Linked DNA regions of Mus musculus: all the other regions are linked to region 1. A link is a loop called in an ENCODE intact Hi-C map of the cell type or tissue named here. Cell type or tissue: heart. All regions are shown on one strand.

Evidence for each region. Hi-C counts contacts between places; a loop is a spot of excess contacts. Peaks named below come from ENCODE experiments on the same cell type or tissue, not always from the same donor. Only the 100,000 strongest peaks of a DNase experiment are listed, where the experiment ranks them.
Region 2: a loop joins it to region 1, with 10 times the contacts of the local background. A loop is called at or near these places in 2 of 42 quality-filtered maps.
Region 3: a loop joins it to region 1, with 2.4 times the contacts of the local background. A loop is called at or near these places in 2 of 42 quality-filtered maps.

Annotation. Positions count from the first base shown.
Region 1 is chr14:79,272,072-79,277,071 of GRCm38, forward strand. No RefSeq gene overlaps it. Among named protein-coding and RNA genes, the nearest start is that of Rgcc, 27 kb to the right of the region's middle. In heart, no CTCF peak of the experiment used is centred here; DNase peaks (open chromatin) are centred at 430, 1,100 and 2,140; H3K27ac peaks cover 359 bases.
Region 2 is chr14:79,136,775-79,141,774 of GRCm38, forward strand. The region is part of intron 37 of Vwa8 (von Willebrand factor A domain containing 8); the gene reads left to right. Among named protein-coding and RNA genes, the nearest start is that of Gm30970, 4.1 kb to the left of the region's middle. In heart, CTCF peaks have their summits at 2,689 (motif pointing left) and 3,622; DNase peaks (open chromatin) are centred at 3,837 and 4,247; H3K27ac peaks cover 488 bases.
Region 3 is chr14:79,154,683-79,159,682 of GRCm38, forward strand. Vwa8 (von Willebrand factor A domain containing 8) reads left to right here. Exons shown (of 45, transcript NM_027906.1): 38 at 2,390-2,498. Among named protein-coding and RNA genes, the nearest start is that of Gm30970, 22 kb to the left of the region's middle. In heart, no CTCF peak of the experiment used is centred here; a DNase peak (open chromatin) is centred at 3,099; H3K27ac peaks cover 505 bases.

The sequences.
Region 1 (5,000 bases):
TCACAGCACACCAGTGACTCCCCTGCCAATCTGAGTTGTGCTTTTTGGTTGTTTTTCTTTTACAATATTAATAACTATTCAGCCAAAACTACTTCCGTACACTTGGAACAAGTTCCACTGAAGCAGAGACTCGGGCCTGAAGTAACACCTGGCAGTTTGACATCCTGTCCTACAGCCAAATTTATAACTCAGTTGGGTTTCTTGAGCACTTACTATGTGCCAGGGATCTTGGTATCAGAATGAAAGAGGTGCCGGTGTCTTTAGAGAGCCCATAGGTTGCCCTGAGGCAGGTGAGGTAAGATTGTCACATGCGGTGACAGAGACAGGAAGGGTACAGTCAGCCTGGAGGTGAGGAAAGGCCTGCAGCCTGGGCTTCCTCCTCCTGGACTCTGAAGGACCTGGGGCTGGCCTTACAGTCATCAGATAGCAGTGCAACTCTTCCTGGGAAAAACATTCCCATCAGGCCTTGCAGACTGGAAGTCCAGGGAGGAGGAAGTAGAGCATAGGAGAGAGCCCAAACCAGGAAGACTTTCAGACCCTCCCTAGTCTATAAGTAGGGACATCCAGTGTGGAGTTATCTTTACCAGGTTTTGACCATGAAGAGCCCCTCCCCCCCAAAAAAGGGCTTTCTGGATTGGTAGCACTCACAATTTAAAGCCATATCTTGAGCCTTCGTGATAATTAAACTTACTCATTACACATTTTTCAATAACACAAAAACTCTCTCCTTTGTTTTTCTTCATGAATACGCTCTATGTGTTTTCGTTTCTCTCTCTTAATATGCCTTAAGTTGCTTGTGGTATTTACAACCAAATACTCAGGTTTCAACACAGGTTAAAGACTTACCCCAAATCTCCAACTAGAAAGCAGCAGGGCCAAGATTTCAATCAATTCTCAGGTTCCCAGTTCAGCTTTCTTATTACTCCAAGCTAATTTTGAAATAGGGGAGGCATTGGTTTTCCTTTGAACGAAGGGTTTGAAGGCCGCAGCTTGTGCCAAGCCAGGTCTAAGAGCACACACGGCTCCTTCCAACCTGGAATGATTTCAACTCAGGTCAGCCAGGCCACATCTCCCATGGGAGCATTGGGACCTGGTGGGGCGGCAGCCATAGCTTCCAACAGCTCAGCGTAGAGTGGAGGGGTCATGAGCAAGGCTGCCCCTGGTCTAAGCAAGTCCAGGAAGACAAAATGCAGGAGACTCCAAGGGCAGAGGAAACAGGCGTTGAGGCAGCAGGGTCTCGTGCCCAGGGCTGGGGCTGTCCCTCAGTCAGGTTGACAGGATGCTCCCGGGGGCATGCACAAATGCCCTGGGTTCGATCACCAGCCCACTATAAAACTGTGTGGTGTACACACATGAAATCCCAGCATTTGGGAGGCGGAGACAGGAGGATTAGAAATTCAAGGTTATCCTTAGCTGCACAGCAAATCCAAATTCAGCCTGGCCTACATTAAGACCCCCCCCCCCCGTCTCAAAAACAAACTAAACAAATTCATCTCCAATATACTTAGCTGTACTGGGGACCAAGCTAGGTGGCTTCTAAATTAAATGTCCCTGTTGCTTGAGGTCTCAAGAAATGAATTTTATACATTTCCCCCTTCTCTCTTTTGCTACAGAACCTCTGGACATAGCCTGAGAAGCCAAAGGGAATAAGCCTGGGGCCGTATTCATCAAATCTCTCCTCAGAAGTCATGAGGTTACCATGGCAACATTGACCCAGGTTACTTCAGAGACTGTCAGGTTGTGGCGAGATGATGACAGGGAAAAGCTGAACTTCATGGTCACAGGGCAAGATTTATGCGATTTAATTTGGATCAACGTCCCAAGGAAGCTGACTCCTGAGCCCTGGAATGGCAGGAAGCCTTGAGTGGGAACAAGATCTTCTGGCATGACAGAGAGAGCGTGGACCAGCCCTGCCTCTCTGCACTGTCCTGACTGAAGCTCTTTCTGTCTGCACACTGGGGGTGGGGTGGGGGTGACTACTGCCTGGCTAGCGGGGCTGCTCTGAGAACAAATGAGTCACCTGTGTCAAGTGCCTTACCCACGGGACAAGTGCACTTGAGTCCCACTCTCAAGAGGCCTCCAGAGCATGGCTTTCCAAAGGCGGTGGATTCTCCTGCAGTCACATCCGCATAAACATCCCTCGCAAGTGGCCCTCTGAAGGCGACTGCACACTTAAACGCTAGATTCGTCTATTTAAGTCCCAGAACAGGATGTCTTTGTCCTAAGAAACCCTGAAGTGACTTCTGATGCTTCCGTGCCAAGCTAGAACAGGCATATTTCATGTGACAGTCCCCTCTTCCTGTACTGCCTAGAAAGGTGACTAAGGTGGACTCTGGTTTGTGCTCCTTTTAGACTGCCTAGCAGGCTCCGCACAGCTCCAGTGAGGAACTGTCATTCAGTTTGCCAAAGTCCAACATCACAAGAGGTCCATACAGGGACTGGAACTCTGGGCAGAAAAAAACCTCACCATATCAGGTCCACCTCCCATCCTCAGACAGGGGCCTCCTAACATCCAGTTGAGCACATTATAATCTATCATTTAAAAAGGAAAAGGGGAATGGAGAGATGGCTTAGCAATTAAGAGCACTGACTGTTCTTGCAAAAGACCTGGGTTTAATTCCCAGCACCCACACAGTGGTTCTGTGATGTTGGTCCCAGAGGATGACACCCTCTTCCTATGTCACCAGATACTATGTCACCAGACATACATACAGATGAAGAAAATTTTTTTAAAATTTCAAAGAAAGAAAAAGCCAGGGTTTGGAGGCAGCAGAGTTCACCCCTCCCCCTGCCACCTCCTCTGAGTGTTAGGAGGGACCTGGAGTTTCTTTCAGTGGAGTCTCGGTCTCATTTGTAAAAGTATTCAGGTCAGGTGTGGTGGCCTCACCTTAAATCCCAGCACTGGGGACGTAGAGACAGGTGGATGTCTGTGAGTTCAAAGCCAGGCTGGTCTACATATCAAGTTCCAGCTTAACCAAGGCTATATAGTGATACCTTGTCTTTGTTGTTGTTGTTGTTGTTTGTTGTTGTTGTTGTTGTTGTTGTTGTTTTGGAGGTTGTCTCCCACCTACTCCCCACACCCCTACACCCATAAAGGGTTTCTCTTTGTGTAGCCCTGGCTGTCCTGGAACTAACTCTATAAACCGGGCTGGCTCACAAAGACCCACCTACCTCTGCCTCCTGAGTGGTGGGATTATCAGGCATACACCACCACTGCCCAGCAATACCCCGCGGAGAGCTATTTTAGTAGATTTCGAAAGAATAACAGAGCAGGAGTTAAGCTTGCCCCAGACACTTTGATAAGTTCCTTCATTCCATTAAATGGTGAAGATTTCTAGTGGTTAGCATTCCACATTAGCTTTCCTAACACTGCCAGCGGCAGCAGACCCCTGATGGTAGCAGATCAGTTACCTGATATTCTTCCACTCACTACTCATCTTCCTTTGGTCACTGCCAGCAAAGTCAGTCCCCAGTCAAAAGGGGAAACCACACACACACAACACACACACACACACACATCCCTCTAACTACCCCAGTTTATAAGTGGCTTGCAAGATCTGAGAGATTATAACAAGCAACCCCCCATCTCTCCCTCCCCCCACCCCTACTGCAGGTTTTACACCATAAGAAAGAGCTCATCTGTCTGAAGTCACTTGTCCTTTGTCTTTCCTTCTGCTTGACCTTTCAGAAGACAAACTGCAGCTTGGCAGCTGCTGACAGGGGGGGGATGGCTAAGAGGATCGAGTTTTGAGTCGTCAAGTTCAGGGCCAAGAAAGCAGGCAAGTCCAGTAGCGCAGGCTGAGAGTGAGAACGTCCTCAGGGTTAGAACGAGCAATCAGGTTTAGGATTCGGATCAGTATCCAAAGAAACAAAAGCAAAGGAAGAGATGAGAGAAGCTGTGCTTTATATGTCAGAAAGGTAGACAAGCTTAGCAAGGAAGGTTGGCAAGCCACTGCCTGCAAGGCTGTTGGGGCTCCTGGGTGTGGAAATGAGGGATCAGGAGTCAGGCAGATTCCCCGAGACAGACAGAGAGGGAGAGTGTCCATAACTCGCTAATAAAGCACATCGGCTTCCAAGATGGCGGGCTTCTTCCCTACCCTGGGTTAACATTTCTTCTAGGCTCCGCCCTACAGTTGCCTAGCAACAGCCTGGCTCACCTATAAAAAACTGTTCTGGTTTCTCTGTCTCCCTCCCTCCCCTCCCTCTCCCTCTCCTCCCTTCCTTCCTCTTCCCCCCTCACTCCCTGTCTTTTCTCTCTACTCCCATCATCTCTCTCCCCTCCTCCTCCTCCCCCACCCCCATCCTCCCACCTCCATGTTCCTTGCAGCAGCGTGTATGTGTGTGTGTGTGGGGGGGGGGGGGTTTCTTCCCCTGTTTCCCTCTCCTCTCCTGTCCTTCTCTGTCCCCTTTCTTTCTCTGCCTCAATTCCCTTCCCCACAAACCCTTCCCAAATAAACGTCATTTCATACTAGACCCTGACGGGATGATACCAGGGTGGCAGGGGTGCCTCAGCATGGGCCCGCTAAGGCACCCCTCCTACTGCATCATGTCACCGAATCACAAAAGTATCACCCTTCTGACCTGAGACAAAGGCCTGAGAGGCGTTTCCTCCCACCAATAGGGGTCTCCGGTCTGTGGAACTGCCTGACAAGTTCAAGGCCAGACCACACGGTGTGTTTACCCCAAACCTATGGGCATATTAGCCTCCAAGTCTGTGTTCTAACTGACCAACCCTAAACTGAAGGAGGAAGATCCCCTCATAAGGACCCTTGAAACTACCAAGCTTGCTGGGCAATGGTGGTTCACACCTTTAATCTCAGTACTTGCCAGGCAGATCTCAGAGTTTGAGGCCAGCCTCGTCTACAAAGCAAACTCCTGGACACAAGAGAAACCCTGTTTCAAAACAAAACAAACAAACAAACAAACAAAACAAGCAAACAAACAAAAAAGCAAAACAAAAGCAAACCATCAACCTTCGAGGAGAAACCAGGCCTCAGCTT
Region 2 (5,000 bases), 140 kb before region 1:
GTGACTATTAGCAGTGGTCTGTGTAAGGTTATAGACTGTAATGGGGGTGTTGTTCTGTGCACAGCCCAGGCCTCTGAGTGGCACTCAGTAGCAGGCCCGTGGGCTGACTGAGTTAACGAATGACTGCATGTTCCTCAGCAGACAGATCCATTCTCATTTCCAACCCTACAAATGAAATACAAGAAACTTCTCCTAAAAGCTTCCATGAGACAGAAAGCAGTACACGTTCTCTTCTTTGCGTTTTGTGGAACATGTTTCCTTTCTTTTAGAGGCATGCCAAGAAACATATAAATAAATAAGAAATATCACAGTTGGTATTATCTGACTTAAAATATGTTGAACTTGACAAGAAACAAGCCGAAGACATTGAAGTGCAAACTTGAATTTGGAATTTGCAGGGGTGGGGGAGGCGGAAGCGGCCTTTCCATCGGCACTTGAACATATTTCTTCTCTTTCTCGTAAGATATCTTTCTCTCTTAAGTCTTGCTGGGAGCAGTCATGTGGTCTATTCGCCACTGGAAGTGTCTCAAGTCCCCTTCATGCCATGCCTTTAGACACTGAGAGCAAACATATTTTCAGGAGTTGTAAGGGGAGGAGGCTCTCAGTCCAGCTGCAAGGCGACAAGAGGGTGCTGCAGTCTCTGCCTGGCTGCCCGAGGTAGGAAGGGTCAGCTTGGTGTTTAGAATATCTGCAGCAACATTGAACTTCCCAAAGGAGGTCATGGGAATTAAATGATTTGGACAGAATGCGGAATCTTACACAACTCAAATTTCACAAAGCCTTCTTGATTAAAACCTGACTTATTTTCCCAGTGCTAATATTACTATGATATATACCTAACACATGCCGACTAAAAAATAGATGATTCACACTATGCCATATCTTTTACTCTCAGAAAGAGTAGAGTAATAATGGTTAGTCTAGATAAGTATGGTGAGGCCAAGGATTTTTCCAAGCGATTCTGTGTGATTTCCTACAGTGCCACTGTGGATAAGACAGGCACCTTTGTCTTTCTTGTAGATGAGGGCCTTACGTGGCTATGTGTCAAGAACCAGGGTTTAAATCCAGGCGGACAAGTTACAATGCTATACTTCTAACCATGTTGAAGAGTTGTTTTTTGGTTTTTTGTTTGTTTGTTTGTTTGTTTTGTTTTGTTTTTAAATACCAGCAATATATGTCTATGGACAAAGAATACATTTGATGATTCTAGAAAACTCAGAACAGGCAAGCTGCTCCCCTTCATTCTGTGTTTTCTTAGGTTTCACATAAAGATTAGAGGAAAATCTCTTCAAGACCTTCCAAGGATTCGCCCAAGGCTTTGGAAAAATCTTGCTTTAATATAACGCATGGTAACACACACTCATCAACTTTTGATGAGATGTGTCTGGGTGGACTTACAAAAGGACGTTGAGTTTTGCCTGCAGTAAGTAGAAAGGCATGTGTAGATTTATTCATTTCTAGATGTTTGGTTCTTTAGAGTTACAGTGGCCAAATTTTACTTATAATGCATTCTGTGGGAGTGGCAGCCCTAGAGCTTCTTCCAGCATCCATGAGCACTACATCAAGTTAGGAAAAGGACCCCCGAGGAGAAGGATAGAGAACACTTGCGTTCTCTGTCTCGAGTGTAACGTACAGCAGTGGAGAAATCAATCATTGAAATCAATAGTTGAAAAAAAAAAGTATGTTTATTGGGGGTGAGGAAACATACACATGTCAGACACACAGAGACAAATGCCCTCTGCGTAGCAGAAGCTGGAAAGCCCGTCTCTCCTGAGAGCTGGAGTTCTAAGTCTGCAGAGTTCCCTCCTCTAGTTCAGGGCTGGTCAGTTTGAAGAAGGATAGGGTGACGGAGTGGCCCCCCAACGGGTTTGTAACATGTTCTGATCCAGCCTTGAACTTATCGTGCCAGTCCATCACCGGGTAGCCTGCTGGTGGGAGACAAATCTCACCAGGCTCTTGTTTTAAGATACCAGGTTTTCTTTCAAGTCAGGAGGCTGAGGAAGAAGCAGTCATCTTGGAAGTTTACTGTCTTTATTACCTAGCCTGGTCCCTTGTCTGTGTGTCTGCCTTCTGGGGAGTCTGTCTAACTCCTAGTCTCTCCCTTCTACCGAAGGAGTGTTGCCCATGTTGATTGGTGCCAAGAAACAAGGCTTAATTTAGTACCCAAATAGCACAGTTCCCTCCCCTAAAGGGCTAAGCTGTGTGTAATAACCAGCCATGATAACTAGCATGCAATAATTAGTTAAGACTGAAGGCACTGTTTTTAATCACTTAGTTGGACTTTTAGTGATAGGAGCAGGGAGATCTGCCCTGCCAAGGACCTCAGGTCTCACTAACCTCTTCAGCTCTTCCTCACCTCTAAGCCCTCTGAACAAAATGGTTTGATCACAACTAATAATCATTCTTATTATTATCCTCAGACAACTGGTGCTAACTGGGATGGCCCAGGTGCAGCAGGACATAGGATTGAATGGCGATTCCAAGCAGTAGTCTACCACACAGCAGCGCTGGCCCCGCTCAAGTGGGCAGACATTACAGTAACATTCGTTTTTAAGATTCACAGGGGCTAGAAATGCTTCATTGTTAACAATGCTTGCTACTTACTCTTCCAGAGGACCTGAGTTCAGTTCCTAGCACCTGTGTCAGGTGACTCACAACCACTTGTAATTCCAGCTCCAGCGCCCCCTTCTGGCCTCTACAGGCACCTGCACACATGTGGTGGGGCAGAAGGTGAAAAATAAACTTTTTTCTTTAAACTTTACCATATAAAAACTCCTGTTCTTACTTCAGGTACTCATTATACATCTTTCCCCTGATAAAATGTCCTAGCCATGTTTTCCACCTGTATTTTGCCATAAACAGCAGTATCGCTCCCTGCCAGCACTCTATACAGGCAAGTGCTTAGAGGCCAAGACCTTCCTGGGTGGTGGGTGGTGGAGGAGCAGAGCAAGGCCACTGGGAAGGGAGGCCTCTGTGAGCAAACGGTGGGCAGGGGTCTAGACAGAGCAGGTGGAATCTCTTCCCCTGATCCAGCCTCATTGTCCTCTTTGGTTGTATCTGCCACTTATTAAGTAACAAAACAATCAGGTATTGTTGGTATTTTGATTCAAGCTCAAAATGTTACTTCCTAAAATCTCCTATAAGTTTTCACTTGTCGTCAGGATGTCCTCTGCACTGAGTGGCATTTCTTTGCTGTTATCAGGTGACAGCAGGTGTGTCTGAACAAAGCTCTCTGTCACTGAACACTGTAAAGGTTGCTGCCGTTTTTTACTGAAATTTTCACGAATGCATATACTATACGTGAGTCACACTCCTGCCGTCACTGCCCTTTCTCACCCACAGAGTGCATTTTATAAACGGCATGAAGCCAGAAGTGGGGGTTTTCAGCTAGCAAGCATGTGAGTTTTAAATCGCTGAATTCAGTACCTGTCCATTTAGGTTACTCTACCAGCACTCCAAATGATTGCTTTTTCTTGCCAGATTGGTTTATTTTCCTCCTTAGGCTAGCCACCCTTCAGCCTTACAACACTCAGGTTTATTGAGCACAGGGAATATCCTTTTAAAAAGATCATTGCGTCTCAGTTTATATAAGTCTACCAGCAGGAGCATTTATCACTCCCTAGGGGTGACTGTGAACCATGCAGGTCTGGCTGCCTGTTAAAATTTACGGCGTTTGTGACAGGCCGGGCGGGGAGCTACAGCTGAGCTCCTGCTCCGGTGACTGTCCCCTGGCTGCTGCGGCTGGGGTCACTGCCGTCAACAGGCACAGACAGAAAGGTCACTTCTCTGTTTTGTTCATGTTGAGAAACGCGTTAGATAATTATCTGTCTTTTGTTGTCTAAGAAGAATAGGCGCATGGGAGGGGTGTCCTTTCCTTTCCTTGAATTTTCCCCACTGGGCTCCCTAAAACAGAATGGCTGTGCACACAGTCCACACAAAGAGCACAGCACTCCAGAGATGACCCACCCATTGGTCAGGATCTGAGAGTCTTTGTTCTCAAGGAGATACCTCACCATAGGCCAGCCTTCCTCAGGGTCTGGAAAGCCTCCGTCCTTTAAACAACCATCCCAAAGGTTGTGTTCCGTGGAAAGTTACAACAATGTATACCTCACCTGTGGGTCGTGGGCATGGTTTCAACCCTGCACACACACACCAGCAGGGACAGGTTTGCCATGGATAAAGCACCCTGGATGGATGGGACTCTTGTCACAGGCAGTGGGGACAGCCTGCTGGGAGACTGCTGAGAAGCAAAAGCAGGTGCTGTATGGAAGCCAGGCTCACTTTTGGAAGGCCAGTCACATGGTGGCTCTTCTCCAATCCACATACTTGGAATTCATCCAGAATGCAGACTTTGCTGCTCTGACCTCACCTGATCCCTCTCACAGCCAGCAAGCTATCTTTACCTCTAAACAGACAGCCATGGGCTACAAACCCTCCAGTCAAAGGAACATACGGAGATTGTCGGAAATTCTTTTGAGATTGAAAATGTCTTTTAAGCCCAGTCTCTCTGAGGAGTTCTATAATGTCTGCATGTCTCTGAGACCCAAAGCCCCACCACACACACACACACACACACACACACACACACACACACACACACGACATAGTTCCTTGCCTGTTCCTTCAAAACCTCTTAAAATCATTATCTACGAGGCTGGCTAAGAATGCTTACTAATGAGGATGGAGAGATGGCTCCGTGATGAAGAAGAACACTGGCTGATCGTGCAGAAGCTCAGCTCCCAGCACCCGCATGGCAGCTCACAACCATCTGTAAGTCCAGTTCCAGGGCATCCGATGTCCTGGCCTTATTAAAAACTAAGTCCTGATCTGCCTGCCTTGGTTCTACTTCCAGACCTCCATCCTCTTGCCTCCCCTGATGACTTTATCCCAGCCTCCGTGAGCTGGATTCAGTGGGCTTGAGTTTCTCTTCTTCTGGCCCTGTGCTGCACCCAATCCCACACTCTGAGCTCTCTACCGCCCACCTCTCCTCTGCCTGTCTT
Region 3 (5,000 bases), 120 kb before region 1:
AGGAGGATAATGGTTCTTAGGATTATATCACACTTCCCTAATAGGAATTAAAGTCCATCTGCTGTGAGGAATATGCCAAGGGGTTTAGCACATGTAGCAAGTTATGCCAAAAATTATGGGGGACTCTTCTCTGACTCAGGGGACATGTCCATCCCCTTGTATGAACTCAGCAGTGTCTATTTTACTCATTAGAGCGACTTTCTTGAGCTTTTGGTAGATGAGCCCAGTTCTCAAAGGTCGCACCTCAGGACTTTCAGGAAAGAAGGCAGGCGCTTATCTGCTTTCTGAATAGCAGTGCCCCTTGGCATGCCTCCGTCTGCCCCGCCTGCAGAAGTGTGTCTGTGAGCGAGACCACTGGCCAGATGATCCGAAATTAGATGAACTCCCCAGGTGCCATGCTTCTAATTAAATATGTCTGGAATGTCACAGTATGCATTTCTGTGAAATAAATCAGGGTTTGCGCCATGTTTCTGTCAAGATCTCGTCTATTTTGAAATGTCTCATTTGTGGTTGGTATGGGGGTCGTTTGGGCCGTGTGAGCAGAGGCACTTCTCTGCAGATGGCCTGACAAAACTTGTTCCTTTCGGACCAAAGCAATTAGCCTGTTTTCTGCCTCTCGGATAGCCATTATAAATGTCCTCGGAATATCAAAAGCATGACCCTGGGGTTTGTCAGGAGGTTATTAGACAGGCCTCCTCTTTTGCCTCATCATCTTTTTAGTACTTAGTTCTCAAAAGTCTCCTAGCAGACTGGCTGGGCTGTACAGTGTCTTACAGGAGAGAGCTAATGTGGACCAAAGTGAGGCCACTCCTCACATGGGAATTAGTTTCTCCTGCATCTCTCAAAGTTCTTTATTTAAAATAAACAACAGACCAGAAAGGACACACACAGTCCAAAGTGAAAACCAGTGTTCAAGAAGCTCTTCCACTAGACCTGTGCTTGCTTGGACCAGTGTTAGAACTAGCACACACTTGTGCACATGTGTGTACATGTGTGTGTTGGTGGGGGGGGGTCAGAGGGAGGGAGGAGACAAAGAAAGGTTAAATATCTTCCTCAGGCCTTCAGTCTCCCTTCTCCTGGTTGTGTGTGTTCTGTCTGTGTTTTGTTTTTGTTTTTTCAAACTGATACAAGCTAGTGTTATCTGGGGAGAGGAACATTAATTGAGAAAACGCCTCTCTCAGATTGGCCTGTGGGCAATTCTGTTGAGCATTTTCTTAATTCATGATTGATGTGGAAGGGCCTGGTCCTCTGGAGTTAGTGCCACTCCAGGGTCCTGGATGGTCTGAGAAAGCAGGCTGAGCTAGTAAGTCATGGGGAACAAGCCAGTAAGCAGCAACCTCATGGCCTATGCTTCAGTTCCTGCCTCCAGGTTCCTGCTTTGAGTCCCTGCCTTGGATTCCTTCATTGATGGAGTGTGACCTGAAAATAGGCCTTTCCTCCCCACATTGCCTTTTTCATGTTGTCACAGCACCAGAAGCATAACCAGAGCAGATATTGGCAGCAGCGTTGTAGGTGTTGCGGTGACAGACCTGACAGCGCTGGTTTGGGCAGGATTGTGGAATGAGTTTGGAACTTTGGGCTGGAATAGCCATTGAGTGCCAAGCTTAATAAGCTGGTATCAGAACTTGAAAAAAGGATGCTGAGCAGTGCAGACCATGAAGGCCTTGCTTGTGGATTTCTGAGGGAAACTTGTGAATCCCCAAGACTCTTACCAGTCCATTCATGGGATGGACTTTGAATTGAGAATCTGCAGGGTCTGGTCAGCTGGTGCTGAAGAATCAGCTGTGATCAATATGAGACCTGCGCCACTGACATGAAACCTTTACTGGGATGGTTGATGCTGGGCACTGGGACTCAGAACTAGGGCTCAGATTTAGTGAGGTGAAGCCTCCTGGGCTGTCCCCAGGGTCAGCACACAGAAGCTGTGGTCCTGAGAGGAGGGGAGGGTAAGGCTGGCTGAATTTCATACTGGCAACTAAACTGGGGCATGTGGACAAGTCTCCCAGGTGGTTCTAGTTTTGTAGGCATAAGGAGTCCTGGCGGGGGGCAGCTGAGGCTTGGCACTGTGAAAGGCCAGAATTGGTGAGGGTGCAGCCTTAGTGGCCGTGGAGATGGAAGGGTTGAAGAGATCCAGGAGAGTGCTCAGAGCACTTGTGCACCAGAACTCTAAAGCTGAACACAGCTCAGCCCCTGCTCCTTTCTTTTCTCTTCTTTTCAAATTAATTTTCCTTCCCAACCAAATGGATGTTGAATGTGATGAAGCTTTTCCCAGACCCAGCCTCTCACGAGCTGAGGGCTCCACCCCTCAGGACTTGGAGAAAGAGCTTTATCCATCATGCAGCACCTGGTGCTCACAGGAGAGTGATCGTGTTTCAACTCTTCCTTTCAGATAACAATCGAAAGAGACAGTAATGAAGACGTGAGTGACCCCAAACATGGCAAGGAGGACCCAGACAACATGCCCCATGTGGGTGGCAATACCTGGGCTGGTGGAACAGGTTGGTAGCATGTGAGTTCTGCTGGGTCTTGGCAGGTTTTAAGTGTCAAGGCCAGAATTCCAGCCCTGAGATACAGTCCTGGTGCTGGTTGTCCTCGGCCTCTCTCTCTGTTTTTTAGATGTGTTCTCGCCTTCTGTCCCTGCATGACATCAAGACATGCAGAACGCCTGTCATTGGGAACCCCACAGACTCTGCCACCCTATGACCTAGAGCCGTTTCCCCCATGCTTGTATCTATAAAGGGAGGGAGGTAACATTATCTGCCTCACGAGGTCAGGCTAAAGATAAAATATGAACCTAGAGCACAGATCACAACAGTTGGGCTAAAGAACACGGTCGCTGGAGTGTCAGTCTCTTCTTTTCAACTCCTTGCCTTTGGAATTGTGCCAGAAATCCACAGCAAGCCCTTGAACAACTAACGTGGGGAAGACATGGCTCTTGTCCACATCTGAGAAGGGAGTGTGTGGAGGTCCGTGGTTTGGAGATCAGGTTGTGTGATTTGCACTGATGGCCAGGTGCCATTCCTTCCTCTTGGCTGCCCTCCTAGACCATTGTTCCCAAGCCTGCCTGCCGTCTTCCTTCCCCCCCCCCCCTCGCCCCCCCCAGCAGCTGCGGCAGACACATGTGCTGGATCACAGGAACAAAGCCAGACTGCGCACCCGTCTGGCTATCTCGCCAGGAGAAGTGCTGGCACAGCTCAGTCCTTCACCTTCCCGAGGATGGATGCTCTGTGCCTCTTGGCCTTGAGGGCCTTGGCAGGAAATGGGTTTCTGAGCTGAGACAATATGCTATCAAATAAGCCGGGGACTTCTTGCCTACTCTGTTTATTCATCAAGCATCGGCTTTAAATAAGGGCTATTTTTAGAATTGTCCTTTGATCTGGAAGTTAGTGTCAAGCCAACAATATTTAATCCATATGGAATGCATCTTGGAACGAGCTGGCCAGATGTCAGCTTCCCAGTAGTGCCTACGCAGAGGTAAAGTTTCATTTGTTAATAAACGTGAGTCTACCAGTTCCAGCACCTATTCAGACCAAACGTCCCGTCTGCTTCCCGGCCTTAGATCTTCCAGCTCATCAAGGCTCCTGGGCTTCGACTTACTTTCTGCATGTCATCTGTGCCCTCCGGAATGCTCTACATTAAACCCGGCTCAAGTCATTTGGTTCTTTTCCCGGGAGCCTGATGCTCAGTCCCAGCCACCGACCCTCTTGCAGCAAGTCAAGCCGCAGCTTCCCACCCTCACGGCCTGTCACTGCCGACCACACACCTGCTGGAAGTGAAACCGAGGCGCATACAGTGTAGAAGAGATTTTCCACCACCCACTTCTAAATGAAATAAGATGTGCTCAACCAAGACTGAAATACTGTGATTAATAGTTATCCCGCTCTCATGGTGCTTCCCCAGAGGGAGCGACCTACCTGGACTTTGATGAAGCAAAGAGTTCATGCCAAGTTCTCATTTTTAATTTATTAGACAAATCAAAGCTCTAGTGGAGGAGAGTAACATAATTTATCCAAAGTCTAGAAGGTTTCCAGTTTTCCACCATATGAATCTAGAAATGACCTCACTCTCTGTGTCACTGAATTAAATAATTATCATGAGGGCACTCACTCACGTAGCTCTTACTGCATGCCAGATGCATTCCCAAGCAGTTTGGCTGTGTGAAAATCCCATCAGGCAGGTATCGCCCTCCCGTGTTGTAGGTTAGCACTGAGACACAGAGAAAATCAGTAATTTCTCTGATGACCCAGTTATTGAGTTGAAACCAGATTCAAACTCAGTCTGTCTTAATTATTCAACCAGCTTGCAGTATGGTGCTAGTCTGTGCAATATGGCACTGCCTCTCCAATACTAGATTCTCATTAAATTCCCAAATTACATATGCATAAACAAAGGGGCCTGGTTGCTAGTTATCTAGGAGCAAGGATAATACATCATTCATACAAAGGCCAAATGCGGCCAATAGATGTACATATTTTCTTTGGTCAACACAATGCTTTAAAATAATTTAAATTTGAACATACATTAGACCAAGCATTCCTGTGTAATTGGCCAGTGTCTCTACCCCTTTAAAATACTACTAGCTAGCCTTATAGGCATCTAACTTTCATTTTAGAATAAATAGCTCATGCGGCATTTTGTGACGTGTACTTACAGGCATGCAAACTTAGGCTTATTCAGAAACAACTGTTCTGAAGCTAATGATGTTTATCTGTTGAGCATTATTCAAAACATAATTATCAGCGTCAGCTCCTGGCTGAGCAAGTGATGCAAGGCCACAGAGATGTCATTCAGTCTCTCTGTGAATCATTTTCATAACAATAGACATTTTATCTATATGTTGGTATTTTAGGGAAAGTGGATAACTAGAAGGAGAGTTGCCCCTTTTAACCAGTGGCTATGTAATACTTACAGTCGCTGTCACAGGGCCACTCATCTAGGGCAGAAGAACAAGGACATCTAGCCATCATACCGTTAAGGAAAACTTACCGGGCTGCAGACAG